2 separate regions of the Homo sapiens genome follow, and region 2 is linked to region 1. Evidence: chromatin contacts called from ENCODE Hi-C or POLR2A ChIA-PET data. All regions are on one chromosome and are shown on one strand. The core of a region is the stretch at or near the end of the contact, and the rest is flanking DNA. Distances in the headings are between cores, read along the strand shown.

Evidence for each region. A loop is a pair of places that touch in the nucleus more often than their neighbours do. ChIA-PET counts read pairs that join two places held with the same protein, here RNA polymerase II (POLR2A). Pooled maps may share reads with other maps.
Region 2: a loop to region 1 is called in a pooled map, with 1.8 times the contacts of the local background. The contact joins two enhancer-like sites. A Hi-C loop is called at or near these places in 2 of 50 pooled maps. POLR2A ChIA-PET finds 5 or more read pairs at or near these places in 3 of 52 experiments (BJ, K562 and MCF 10A).

What each region holds. Positions count from the first base shown.
Region 1 is chr12:93,588,707-93,595,413 of GRCh38, reverse strand. It overlaps a transcript of SOCS2 not described here. Among named protein-coding and RNA genes, the nearest start is that of SOCS2, 19 kb to the right of the region's middle. RefSeq lists an enhancer at 3,734-4,293. Within about 2 kb of position 3,978, at least 32 of the 41 ENCODE cell types and tissues checked have a DNase peak (open chromatin) inside an H3K27ac peak, as active enhancers do.
Region 2 is chr12:93,780,246-93,786,952 of GRCh38, reverse strand. The region is part of intron 2 of CRADD (CARD and death domain containing adaptor protein); the gene reads right to left. Among named protein-coding and RNA genes, the nearest start is that of CRADD-AS1, 46 kb to the right of the region's middle. RefSeq lists enhancers at 677-1,876, 1,889-2,388 and a silencer at 2,206-2,500. Within about 2 kb of position 2,397, at least 28 of the 41 ENCODE cell types and tissues checked have a DNase peak (open chromatin) inside an H3K27ac peak, as active enhancers do.

The DNA of each region.
Region 1 (6,707 bases), core at 2,729-5,228:
AAAGAAGGGTAGAAAGATTGGTCTTTCAACTGAATTTATAGTGACTGGATCTGCAATTTATCTTCAGAAACACGTAAGTCAGGTATCTAAAAGGGGGAAAAAATTCTAAAATGTACCTCCTTTTTAAAAATTAAATCATAAAATTAGTTAAAATATGTGAAGCATTTCCTAAAGTTAACTATCAGTGTGGAACTCAGTAAAATAAATGTCTACTAGAAAAAGAAAAAGCTGAGCATATTTTATTTTCAGTAACGAGTAAGACTCCAAAAGCAAAATCACCCCCCGTCCCCTCACAAATGCTTTTAAGTCGGCAATACTTATGACAAAAAGAGATTGTTTCATTTTGGCAAGATTTTAAGTACCCTAATAAATCTAAGTGTAATACCCATCACATAGTTTACAAACGTAAGGAAGTCAAGGCAATAAAAGAACTCTCAATAAATCCCTACTTTCAAAGTATTGCTGACAAGAGGAATTGGTACCCTATGTTTTGAATTGGATTATTCAATTCGATGTATTAACAAAATGTAGTAAAAACTAGTTCATGTACTGGTTATGTAACCATAAAATTCTTGGTTAATTCTTATTTAAAACACAAAGATCAATGACCTACAAATTCATTTCTTTCCCTGAACTCCCAGTGTTCGAGAGCTGATATTCCCTGACAAACTCCCTTACATAACATTCTTTCTAGTAATGTGGGTCAAACATATATTTATATTATCAGCTGTCAGAACAGAGTTCTCTACAATAAATAAATTCTATACTAATTATCCAGGAAAAACAAGAATTATATCTAAAGAAACAAAGTGAAAATAATAAAAGGAACATGGAGATTTCTTGATTTGGAAAACAAAAATGGAAAAATCCTATCAAGGCCATTAGCAAATTGTTAATTAAATGACACATTTGAGAAAGAATATCTTCTAAAGTCTTAATGGACTCAAAAAATTAAAAGAGTTAGGCAATAGAAATTTAATAGTTAAGAAACATCTTCATTTCACTTTTTAAAAGCTTTTTTACAGAATATGTAAAGAGCTGTAAAAATGAAAGTACTATAATATTGAAGGTCAACTTGAGTCAAAATAAGAAAAGGAGCCTCAGAGTTCAGCTCAACTGTTCTATTGCAATTTTCTATTTTGACATTCTCTGCATTATCCTTAAATTTAAATACATTATTAACTTGAATTCATTGTCTTCTGAATTGGGATTATAAAAATGGATGTGTGTGAAGTGTTAAAAACAACCTGAACTGAGAAACCGATTTGTTCTTCCCTTTTTATTTCAAAAAACAATTTATTTTTGAATTTCTAAAGCAAATAATCATAATCCCCCAGGTGCTTCCTGTCAGTTGTGAACATTCTATTTGGGGACATCATGGAACTGCACATTTTGCCTCCCCTCTCTTCCTGCTGGCTTGTAATGTGTTATGGAAACACTGATTTGAAATTAAGAGTTTTGATTAAACAGGTTTTCTACGCTCTTGATTTATTTCCTTTATTTTAAGGCAGATGCCTCTGTATGGTAACAGTAGCTTACAAAGCCAAAGGGATTCAGACTTTAAATGGGAAATTTATTTTATTTTATTTTAGCGTGGTTCGGTTTGATTTTTGTTTGTTTGTTTTCCTTTTTGCTGACACCCAGATCTTATTCTGACTTGACTTGGCTTCATTTAAGATGAGTTTTCAGGATGAGTGGGCTTGGTCTTACTAGGGTTATTTTCCAGATAAGCAGGTAATTTGGGAAATAAAATACTTGTAAAAGTCCTGTAATTCCCAAAAAGTTGGCTATAATCTAAAAGGTAATTGGGATGCTACTATGATCATTTATAAACAATTTAATAGCAATGTGAACCACATGTTTTTTGAAACATATCTTGGTATCTGGCTTCATCTGTAATAGGTCTTACCTATACAAATCTAAATTAAAATTTGATTTTAATTTAATTCTAATATCTAATTTATTTCTGTTCCTTGTATATGTAAATCAAGGTCAAGTTGCTTCCAGTATCTCAGGCTGAGCCCTATTTGTTTGCTTTTCTTAAACCTCCTTCTCTAACCATAAAAGCTCTCTCTTCTGGAGCTTTAAAGAAGATGCTGTGTTTCTGAGTAGGCGGAGAGCTTTAGGCATTTGGGAGTCATAGCAGATCAGCTATCCCACTGGAGGCAGGATCTAGATATAGAGTCGGGTCAGCGTGATAATAATCTTAGGCAAAGCTAATTCCCTCTCCAGAACCACCTTCCAGTTGTAGGAAATCAGTTTCATTGTTCCTAGAACTGGCCACCCAATCTGGTGTCAGGAGTGGGTGCAGAGGATAACTGGTATGAAAAGAAACAAACACAAAAGGGGAGAGAGAAGGCAGGAAACCAGGATAAGGGGACAGAGAGTAGGGAACTGGAGAAACTTTTACTATAGTTGTGCTTAATCGATGTCCTTTGAACAGAACTAATTGAAGATGATATTATTACACATACCAAAAAAAAAAAAAAAAAAAAAGCTTTCTCAGTCCTACCCTAGGGTTTTTAAAGACAGCTGTCTATGAAGCCACAGTCAAGGCATAGAGCCATGTGCCTGTCCCATAGCTGTGAATGTCTCTGATCAAGGCTGGGACGAAGTTGTTGAGGCCTTTCCACTAGGTTTCTCAGACATCTTTTCTAGAATAGAGATTTAACTTCAAGGGCAATTAATTAGCAAATAAACAAGTTTATTCGATCTCAATGGAAAATATGCTGTTTAAAAATGAACAGTATTTTAAGGAAAACCCTCAGCTATGTGTACAACTTGAAAGACAGAATTTATTTCCATCTGAAATATGCATGGGAACAACCTTTTGGGAATGTGATTTGAAAGTAAATATCTATTAAAATGTTAAGTGCCATGTACCCTTGGGCCCCAAAGTTCCACTTCTAAGAATGTACTCAACATATATGTTCCCATAAGCACACAGCAACAATTAGCACACAGATTTGTACCGCACCGTTGTTTGTAATAGCACGAAACTGGGAACAACCTGTATATCCACTAGCAGGAGACTGATTCAATCAGTAATGGTACATTCATATCATGGAATATTGTGCAGCTGTTGAAAAGAATGAGGCAAAGCCTTATGTTGCCATGAAGATATAAATAGATATATAGAGAGAAAGGTAGACATAGAGAGTCCAAATATTAAATTTTAAAAGCAAATTGCAGAGCAGAAAGTATAGTACAATAATATTTGTGTGTGCTTTAAAACATGATTTAAATAGAGGCTTCGACTGCATTAAAAAAATTCTGGAACAATAAAAAGGAAACTTTTAATAATAGTTACCTCTGGGGAGTGGGACGGGAGTTGGACAATTTTTTCATTTTGTGCACTTCTGAACTGACTAAATTTTGAACCATGAGCATGTTATCACTTTTAGAATAATTGAAAAACTAGCTCCTAAGAAGAGGTTGTATTTACCCTGCATTAACAAAAACAAAAGGGATGCTCTTATCTGGGACAATCTATAGAAGCCACATCCCTGGCCACATTCTCATATACGGTCTAGTGAGACCCTTAAGACTACGTGAAAAGATTAAAATAACCCATGAGATATGCGGCAAAAACATTGCACCCAGCCGTCTGCTCTCAATACCACACTCATCTGGTGCGCTTCCAAAGTGAAACGCCTTGACGTTGGTCAGCCTGTGACCGGCTCCTTGCTGCCGACGCTGGGTTACATAAGGTCCTGGGAGACCCGAGCGGCGCCCCGGACGCGTCTGGGAGGAGCCGCCACGCCACAGCTCCGTGGGGCTCCGCACTCTACCCTGGCCACAGACAAAAAGAACTTCTGCTGCATCACCCCGTGGCGCCAGGATCACTTCCCTCTTGAGAGACAGTGTGTGCACATCGTAGACGCTAGAGCCAGCCCCTGCAGGAACTCCGTTTGAAAATTCTTCAAGGAGAAATAACCGAAACTCTGAGATTCCTCTTGCCGCAGACAGACAGACAGACAGCCACACACGAACGCACACACGCTTTCTCCTCGCTCCCATCTTGTTCATTCTCCCTTAACTAGTTCCTAGAAATATCTAGCCGGGCTAATTCATTTCCGTTCCTTGTATATGTAAATCAAGGTCAAGTCGCTTCCAGTATCTCGGGCTGAGCCTTGTTTTTTTTTTTTTGTTTGTTCGTTTGTTTTTTTTTTAAAAAACACCTCCCTTTCTAACCATAAAAGCTCTCTCTTCTGGCGCTTCATTAGCCTAGTGATTAAATGTCAAGTCTCCCGAACAAGCTGGATTTGAAGGTCTGTAACGTAACTACTTCTTCCAAATCGAAAATGTTTACTCTCCTAAAATTTATATTTCAATAAAGCGTTAAAAAAAATTAGTCATTTTGTTCCAAGAGTGTTCGGAGGCTAAACTGCACTGCCAACAAGTAAAAACTTGTTATCCAGACCATTAGTGTTAAGGGAAAAGCCAGTAAGTTTAAAGAAAAAGTAACTCATCATATTACCAGGTAATCACTCTCATTTCTTCACTAACAATACCTAATTTGCTCTTCAAATAATTATAATATAAATGAAGAAAAGGATTGTACTTTTCATGTGTACACTGGGAAGCTAACTTTTTTTTTTTTTTTTTTTTTTTTTTTTTTTTTTTTTTTGAGGCGGAGTCTTGCTCTGTCGCCCAGGCTGGAGTGCAGTGGCGCCATCTCGGCTCTGCCTGCTGGGTTCAAGCGATTCTTTCTGCCTCAGCCTCCGGAGTAGCTGGGATTACAGGCACGTGCCACCACGCCCAGCTAATTTTTGTATTTTTAGTAGAGACAGGTTTCACCATGTTGGCCAGGATGGTCTCGATCTCCTGACCTCGTGATCCGCCCACTTCGGCCTCCCAAAGTGCTGGGATTACAGGCCTGAGCCACCACGCCCATACGGGAAGCTAACTTTTAATAGTTCGTTTCTCCTAAACTCTGCTCTCCTCTCCAAAAAAACTGTTCTTGTTAGAACAGTAAACAGCAATCAGACTCAAATTAATCCCAGAGTAGTCTCTCTGGTTACCAGATTGAGAAATGTTATTGGAAAATAAAAGGGAAAAAGTGCCTTTTTCTAAAATCTTGGGTGCTAGTCTTGCGTCGGTAGCTAAAACTGTATTTTACTGTATCAGTAATGCTTAAAAGTCCAAATACAGTACTTGCTTATTCTTTTTTTTTTTTGAGACTGAGTCTCGCTCTGTCACCCAGTCTGGAGTGCAGTGGCGCGATCTCAGCTTACTACAACCTCCACCTACCGGGTTCAAGCCTCCTGAGTAGCTGAGATTATAGGCGCGCACCACCACACCAGGCCAATTTTTGTATTTTTGGTAGAGATGGAGTTTCATCGTGTTGGTCAGGCTGGTCTCGAACTCCTGACCTCATGATCCGCTCACCTTGGCCTCCCAAAGTGCTGGGATTACAGGCGTGAGCCACCACACCCGGCCTGGAAGGTCCATCTCAACAATCCAGTACTTTGTCAACCATCTCAGCTTTGCCACTAATGGAAGTGCTGTTAACAGCCCTCAAAACTGAAGTTCCTTTATTTCTTCTGCCACTTGAGAAAAAGTTTTGCCACAAAGTTCTAATAACACTAAGTCCCTACAAATCAACTTGGAAACGTCTACATGTGTTTCTCCTGGAAAAAGTGCCAGACATCAGTTTTATCTGGCAATCATCAAAATACATCAGACTGCAAATCTATATGTTCCTGGACCTCATAAGAAGCACAGTGAGGAATTTCAGCAAGCGAACCAAAGTACTAAGCTACACTGCAACATCTGCAGTCTACAACATGGGCAACAATACTGACATCAACCACTGCTGCCAAGAACATGCAACAGCAAACAAAACAAAACAAAAACAAACAAAAAAAGGGAATGGGGACATTTCAAATCCATATTCTCAATTTCTGGCTTAAGATTACAGCATTATTTAACCCACCATCACTAAACTCACTTTAATAAAAACAATCAGGAAGCCCAAGCATATGGATTTTTTTATTTGCACATTTTGTATTATTTTATGAGAAGACAAATGATAGAACCCATGGGAATTTAAAAAAAAAATTCCCAGAATGTCAAGGTTGGTATAATTTCTGTAACTAGAATATGGTGTACATGGTGACCTCAAAACAGGAAATGCCTTTGAAATCTATCAGTCATGTATTCAACATCAACTGTGAAAAATATATGATGGGGTCGCAGACTGCAAGGCACTGCCTGCCCAGAATCTGCAGTCTAGCTGGAGAAGATAACACTAAAAGAGTTGAGAAAGGTGTAGGACTGGCAGGCACAGAGGAGGGAAGCAAAGGATGGATGTTTTCCGTGTTTTAAACCATGCTGTACGGTAAATAATGATAGCACTGGGAAGAAAGGAACACATGTGGCAAGCATAAGCATTCTGCTCCAGCCAGAAAACTGCTGGAGGAAATGGGGTCTATGCGTACCCCTACCCCTGCTTTATGTCCCTGATCTATCAACAAATTCACTCTGTCAGGCCAGGCGCGGTGGCTCACGCCTGTAATCCCAGCACTTTGGGAGGCCGAGGCGGGTGGATCACCTGAGGTCAGGAGTTCAAGACCAGCCTGGCCAACATGGCAAAACCCCTTCTCCACTAAAAATAAAAAAAAAAAATTAGCTAGGCTTGGTGGTGCATGCCTGTAGTCCCAGATACTTGGAAGGCTGAGACAGGAGAATTGCTTGAACCTGGG
Region 2 (6,707 bases), core at 1,148-3,647, 190 kb before region 1:
ACAATTCCATTATGTTTTGGTCATCTTTACATTATTCCCCTGGCATAGTGCCTAGTACATAGTAGGGCATGCAGCAAATGTTTTCAAAATTAGATTTTCTATGGGAATAAAGTACAGAATTACCATTAGTCACAGAAGGGCCATTACTCACTAGACTTTTGTCCTAAGGAGAAAATGATGTCTCGTGTTTCCTCATTGTCAAAGGTGGGTTTTATTGCTTTAGGGGCTCTACCTCAAGACAGTAACTGACAGATCTATTTGGTTTTACTGCCTTCTACCTCTACTGGCAAGTAGAAAACTTATCCCTCTGAATGTTGTCTCTTAAAGAAATCTTTATTTTAAAACAACTAAAATGTAAATTGAAGGGATTTCAGAATCTATAAAGAAGCGCTGGCATCTACTACACTTTTAAAAACTGTGAGCAACTGGCCATCAAGACAAAAATTTAAAAATTATACAGGATCTACCTCCATAGAAAAGGTAATGGAATTCCCTTTGAGGATGTGCCTACTATGTATACTTAATACATAGTACCCGCAGTCTTCAGGAAATCCTACAAAAGAGGTATTATCATTCTCATTTCTACAGATAAAGAAACTTGAAGCTTTGAGAAGTTAAATACAGATGTATACGTTTACACATTCCTTAGAGGGCAGAGCTAAGGTTCAAATTTAGGTCTGTTAGAATCCAGGTCTGTCCTTCATCTCTCAACTGTGGAGTTTATTCCAGAAGTCTAAAGCAGAGGGCCCACTGGCCAGCCAAAGGGGGCCTAAAACAGTGATTTGATAAACATGAATGAATTGCCAAAGTTTAGAAATATGAGGTTTTGCATAAAACATGGATTTGTACCTCCATTATATCAAACCTACATCATTCGTGTCTTCATAGGCCCGGCAGTTAATGCTTTTGAGTCTGTGACCTTTGCTATTCCCTGCTGCCTCCCCAACACTTTCTTTTAAAGGAAAAACCAAACCTAATGCTCCACCAGTCCTGTCTTACCTGTATATCCCACAGGAATTTAGAATCATACCATTTTGATGAAGTAAGATACAATCACTGAGATCAAGTACACGACTTTATGGTGAATTTAAGGCCAAAGGGTCACGTGACTTGTTCATGGTCACAAGCTACAGGCCTCGATCCCATACGTCCTTATTCTTGTCTGCTCTGCTACTCAGATTCTCACTGGCAACCAAACATATATATGATTTAATGGCCTGTGAAGTAGGGTAACACCATTCTTCCACAATTCCCTTTGAAATGACTATCATGAGCTTGCATTTCTGATGAACATGCTGGAACTGCTAAGACTTCACATCTATTTTCTTTCATTTGCCAAAAGTCCCCTATAAATAAATCACTCAGCTTCCACATATCCTCTCCTTGGTCTCCCATTCCTGTTCTGCCAGGAGCTGCCAGCAGTAGCTGTGGTTGAATACTGAAGGGGAAAAGAAGCTACAAAGGAAGCCCCAGTGGAGCATCTTTGACTTCTAACCCATAGGCCAGGGGATCGGGAAGACGCATACCAGTGAGTGACTCATAGGTCACACATACCAGTGGGTGACTCAAGCCACTACCCTTTGGAGTAGACACAATTTTTATTTTCATTTCGGATGTTCGTCAGAGGAAATCAGTTTGAATCATTTTCAATTATGTAAATACTAAAGCATATTTCAACCACATAAGATGGTAAAATTTTCTCCTCCTTTCTCTCAAAGGTACTAAGTTTATCAAATTAAATGATAAAACTTCCTCTCCCAGACTAGGAAAATACACCAAAAAATAGCTTGCCAATTGAAAATTATTTTTAGAGGTGTTTGGAGTATATGCATTATCAAACATAGTTCCTATTTTAAAAAAAAAAGCAAAACACAACATTGTACTTATTCCAATGTTTCTATATGTGACTGAAGCCAGAAACTGTATTTGTCAAAATATCATTCTTTTGAGGAAAGTGATCAAATTAATAACGAGTTGTGCCTGAAGAGGTTTTGGAATCTCAAAGTAAGCAGGCTCTGTACTTTTCTAATTAATGAAGAACAGACAGCTCTTTATTAAGAAGAATCGACTTTTTATTTATACCAAAGTGGTGTTTCTTTGACATTTGTTTTTATTTCATTGCTGACCTACTTTCTTTCTGACAGTCTTGAATGAATATCTATTCTTATGTCCTTTAACCGTCTTGCAAGGTAGCCAGGCCAACTGGCTTTCCCCCTGGACAGTAAATCACTCTGGGACTCTGTGTTCTAATATCAACTCGGCCAGAGATTTGCCACGTGTGCTTTATCAGACTCTCCATCTCTTCTGCTTGACTTCAGACATCTGCAAAGCTGAAAAACAGCTCTGACACAGAACAAAGGGTTTTAAGGTGCTCTGAAAGCCCACAGAGGGCCAAACCATGACAGCTGTGGATTAGCACGTGCTCACTTCATTCTGCTGGTGCTTGGAGACTGCACAGTGGTTAGAAGAGGAAAGGCTCAGGGGTCAGACGGCCTGGGTTTAGAGCCCAGCTCTGCCATTTATTAACCGTGCAACCTTGGGCAACTCACTTAACCTCTCTGTGCTGCGGCCACCTCAGCTATAAAATGGGACATTGAGAGTTAAACATGATTAGATATTCAAAAGACTTAGTGCAGTGCCTGTCATACCATAAAACTTAGTAAATATCAGCAGTATTTATTATTTTTCCATTTTTGATGCCCTCACTGACATGCCCTGAGTGTGAGTAAAATTTTGTCATTCAGCTTGACTATATTTAGCGCCTCGATTCTTGAAGGAAACAACGTCAGAACCATTAGTATAATTTCCTAAGATCTAGTCAGACATCTCTAGGGCATAAATTGTTACGTGGGACCAGCCATGAAGTACCGCACTGCAGGTGTTTTGGAAAGTCGCACTAAATCTAAGCAGAGGATGTGAACCCCGTGCACCCTGCAGCAAGAGTTTGGCGAGGTGGCTTGCTACTCACTCTCTTCCCTGACTGATGTCTGGTTCTGACATCCAGAGCATGACACATGACAGATGACAGCGACACATCTGCACATGCCCACCAGCACACCCAGGTTTTACAAAAGCCAATGTCATTTTTTCAGTAAGTAAACAAAATAGTGGCACAAGGGATGTGCAGAATTTCACTTGTTCATTTGCTTTGACATTTTTAGGGAATTTCTTGTGATAGTCCTAAAAATATTTTACAAACACATGAAAAATGAAATTAGCCATTTTTCTCAGGCTTCGACTTCTAACAAAAAAGATTATCAAATATAAGCTTTTGAAGAACAAGCATAAATAAATGTTATTTTATGGCTTAAAGTTACAATTTATAGGCTTTTACTCTTTTCTGAATATGAAGAAAGTTGCCACACATTTTGCTTTTATCACTGCTTGCCTTTGATGAAATCTTTGTAATTGTTACAGTAACAACCATACCTTGCATCTTTCTCACATGCAAAAAACACAAATGCTACTCCACTTGATCTATCTTAATTTACTCATTGTTTAAAATTTATCCATAAACAAAATTAAAAATAAAAAAACTTAAAAATTATAAAATCAGAGGACTACTCCTGGGAGCCAGCATAAAATAAAACAAAAGAGCTCAGATTTTGGACACAGGCAGACCTGGATTTGTGGGTGAGAAACTTAGTCCCTTCTCTGCTTTGATTTCCTCATCTGTAAAATAATAATAATAATAATAATAATAATAATAATAATAATAATAATACCTATACCTGTAACTTGGAAGGCTGATGGTACCAGGACAGTCCCTGGGGGAAAATGTGGCCCAGCAAATGATTTCTTAAGAAATAGAAGGAAAGTAAAAAGGAAAGGAAAGAGGCAAAAAAGGAGGGAGTAGCAGTGACTCTCCCCAGGCTATACAAATTGGGTTATAACCCAGGCCTTCTGCCAAAATTCTGCCTCTCAAATAGAACACTTGACTGTTTTTATTATGTGAATTTTCCATACATAACAAAGTAGAGGAAAGTGTAAAGAACCCCCAAAAACCTATCACCAAGCTTCAACAATTATTATATTTTACCATTCTGATTTCACGTATTTCCCTATACACATACTTTTTTTCTTTTGAAGGAGTATTTTTTAAAGAGTCTTAGGCCTCATATTAATTCATTAATAAGTGCTTCTAAATAGATAAGGACTTTTAAAACTCACAATACCACCAACTCAATAAAATTACCAGTAATTCCTTAGTAACATGTAATAAACAGAGTATGTTTTATTTTTGCCTGTTTAAAAAAAAAGGCATTTTTTTAGTTAGTCAGTTGTTCAAATCAAGTTCCAAACAAGATTCATACCTGCATTTGGTTTACAGGTCCCTTAAGTCTTTTTTTTTTTTTTTTCCTGAGACGGAGTCTCGCTGTTGCCCAGGTTGGAGTGCAGTGGCGTGATCTCAGCTCACTGCAGGCTCCATCTCCCACCCTTAAGTCTTTTTGTTTTTTTTAATTATACTTTAAGTTTTAAGGTACATGTGCACAATGTGCAGGTTTGTTACATATGTTTACATGTGCCATGTTGGTGTGCTGCACCCATTAACTCCTCATTTAGCATTAAGTGTATCTCCTAATGCTATCCCTCCCCCCTCCCCCAACCCCACAACAGTCCCCGGTGTGTGATGTTCCCCTTCCTGTGTCCATGTGTTCTCATTGTTCAATTCCCACCTATGAGTGAGAACATGCAGTGTTTGGTTTTTTGTCCTTGCGATAGTTTGCTGAGAATGCTGGTTTCCAGTTTCATCCATGTCCCTACAAAGGACATGAACTCATCATTTTTATGGCTGCATAGTATTCCATGGTGTATATGTGCCACATTTTCTTAATCCAGTCTATCATTGTTGGATATTTGGGTTGGTTCCAAGTCTTTGCTATTGTGAATAGTGCCGCTATAAACATACGTGTGCATGTGTCTTTATAGCAGCATGATTTATAATCCTTTGGGTATATACCCAGTAATGGGATGGCTGGGTCAAATGGTATTTCTAGTTCTAGATCCCTGAGGAATCGCCACACTGATTTCCACAATGGTTGAACTAGTTTACAGTACTTAACAGTTCCCCATCTCTACTTTTTTCTCGTAGCATTTATATACTGAAAACAAAAATGGGTCATTTGTTTTGTAGAACTTCCTACATTCAGGCATTGGCTGATCTGTACCCTTGTAGTGGTGTTTAGCATGTTCCTCTGTCTCCCGTATTTCCTATAACCTGGTATTAATAGTTAGATGTGCATGTTTGATGAGCTTCTGGTTCAGCCTCGTTGAGGGAGGGGATGTGGGTAAGAATACTTCACAGGTGGTGCTGTTTCTTTTCTATCAGATCACATTGGAGGAGCATAACTAACGTTCGGCTGTTCCACTTTTAGTGATATGGAGACTGATCCGTGGGTTCAAGTGTTGTCAGCCTGATTCTCTGTTAGAAAGCACCAATTTTACCTGATTTTATCATTCATTAATGGTTGTTGCTTAGCTCCATTACTTCATTAGATGCTACAAAACTGTAGGTTTTTAAAACTTTTCTAGCACCCTTCTGCATTTATTAGCTGTAATTCTCTATAAAGTAAATAGGAAAGCAGGGGTGGATGTGAGATCTCCTTTTTAAATCCATTTTCAGAACAATGACTTGGTGCCCTAACAATCTCAGAAGTGACAAATGCGGGATTTTTTTGTCTTATTGTCTTGTGTCTTTAGAATTTTGTCATAAACTCATGGACTTTTATATATTTTTATATATTTCAATCCTTTTGATGCTCAAACTGTCTCATCTTTGCCCTCTGGGGGATCCCCTCAGGTTGGCTTCTGAATCATTCTGACATGATCCCAGCAGTCTCTTTGATGGCTTTGCTCTAGATGGTTCAAAGAGAACCTTTAAAAAAAAGTAACCAAGAGGCTGGGCACGGTGGCTCACACTTGTAATCCCAGCACTTTGGGAGGCTGAGGCGGGTGGATTACTTGAAGTCAGGAGTTCGAGACCAGCCTGGCCAATATAGCAAAACCGTGTCTCTACTAAAAATACAAAAAAAAAAAAAAATAGCTGGGCATGGTGGCATGTGCCTGTAATCCCAGCTATGCAGGAGGCTGAGGCTGAGATATGAGAATCACTTGAACCTAGGAGGCAGGGGTTGCAGTGAGCCAAGATCACACCACTGCACTCCAGCCTGGGCAACAGAAGGAAGAGACTCTGTCTCAAAAAAAAAAAAAAGGTAATCAAGAACGTCTTTATGTGTTGTTTATCATTTTGATATTCCATTTTCCTTGTTTCACAGCAATTACACACTGTGGCTCTTCAATAACATCTACTGGCATGTGTTTGTTTATGTGCCTTACAATATAATTTAAACCAAAAAAATGCAATCCTGTTGAAAACACTAGATGTGACAGGCATGGGAATCAGGGAGTCCAGTGAAAAGAGCCAGGCTTTGAAGTTAGTCAGACCTTGATCTGAATCCCAGCCCATCATTTACCGACTGTGTAACTTCAGGTTTGTCATTAAATCTTCCTGTGCCTCGGTTTTCTCATCTGTAAATGGGATTGATAACAGTAATATCTACCGCGCACGCCTGCCAGTAAGTACTTTAAAAAGCAACTAAATTCTCTTTTACAGTACTCAGTCCTGAATAGAAACTCAGGAAATTGTAGTCACAACTATTATTATCATTATCTATCGTGCATGCTTCAGTTTATCCTTAACTATGTTT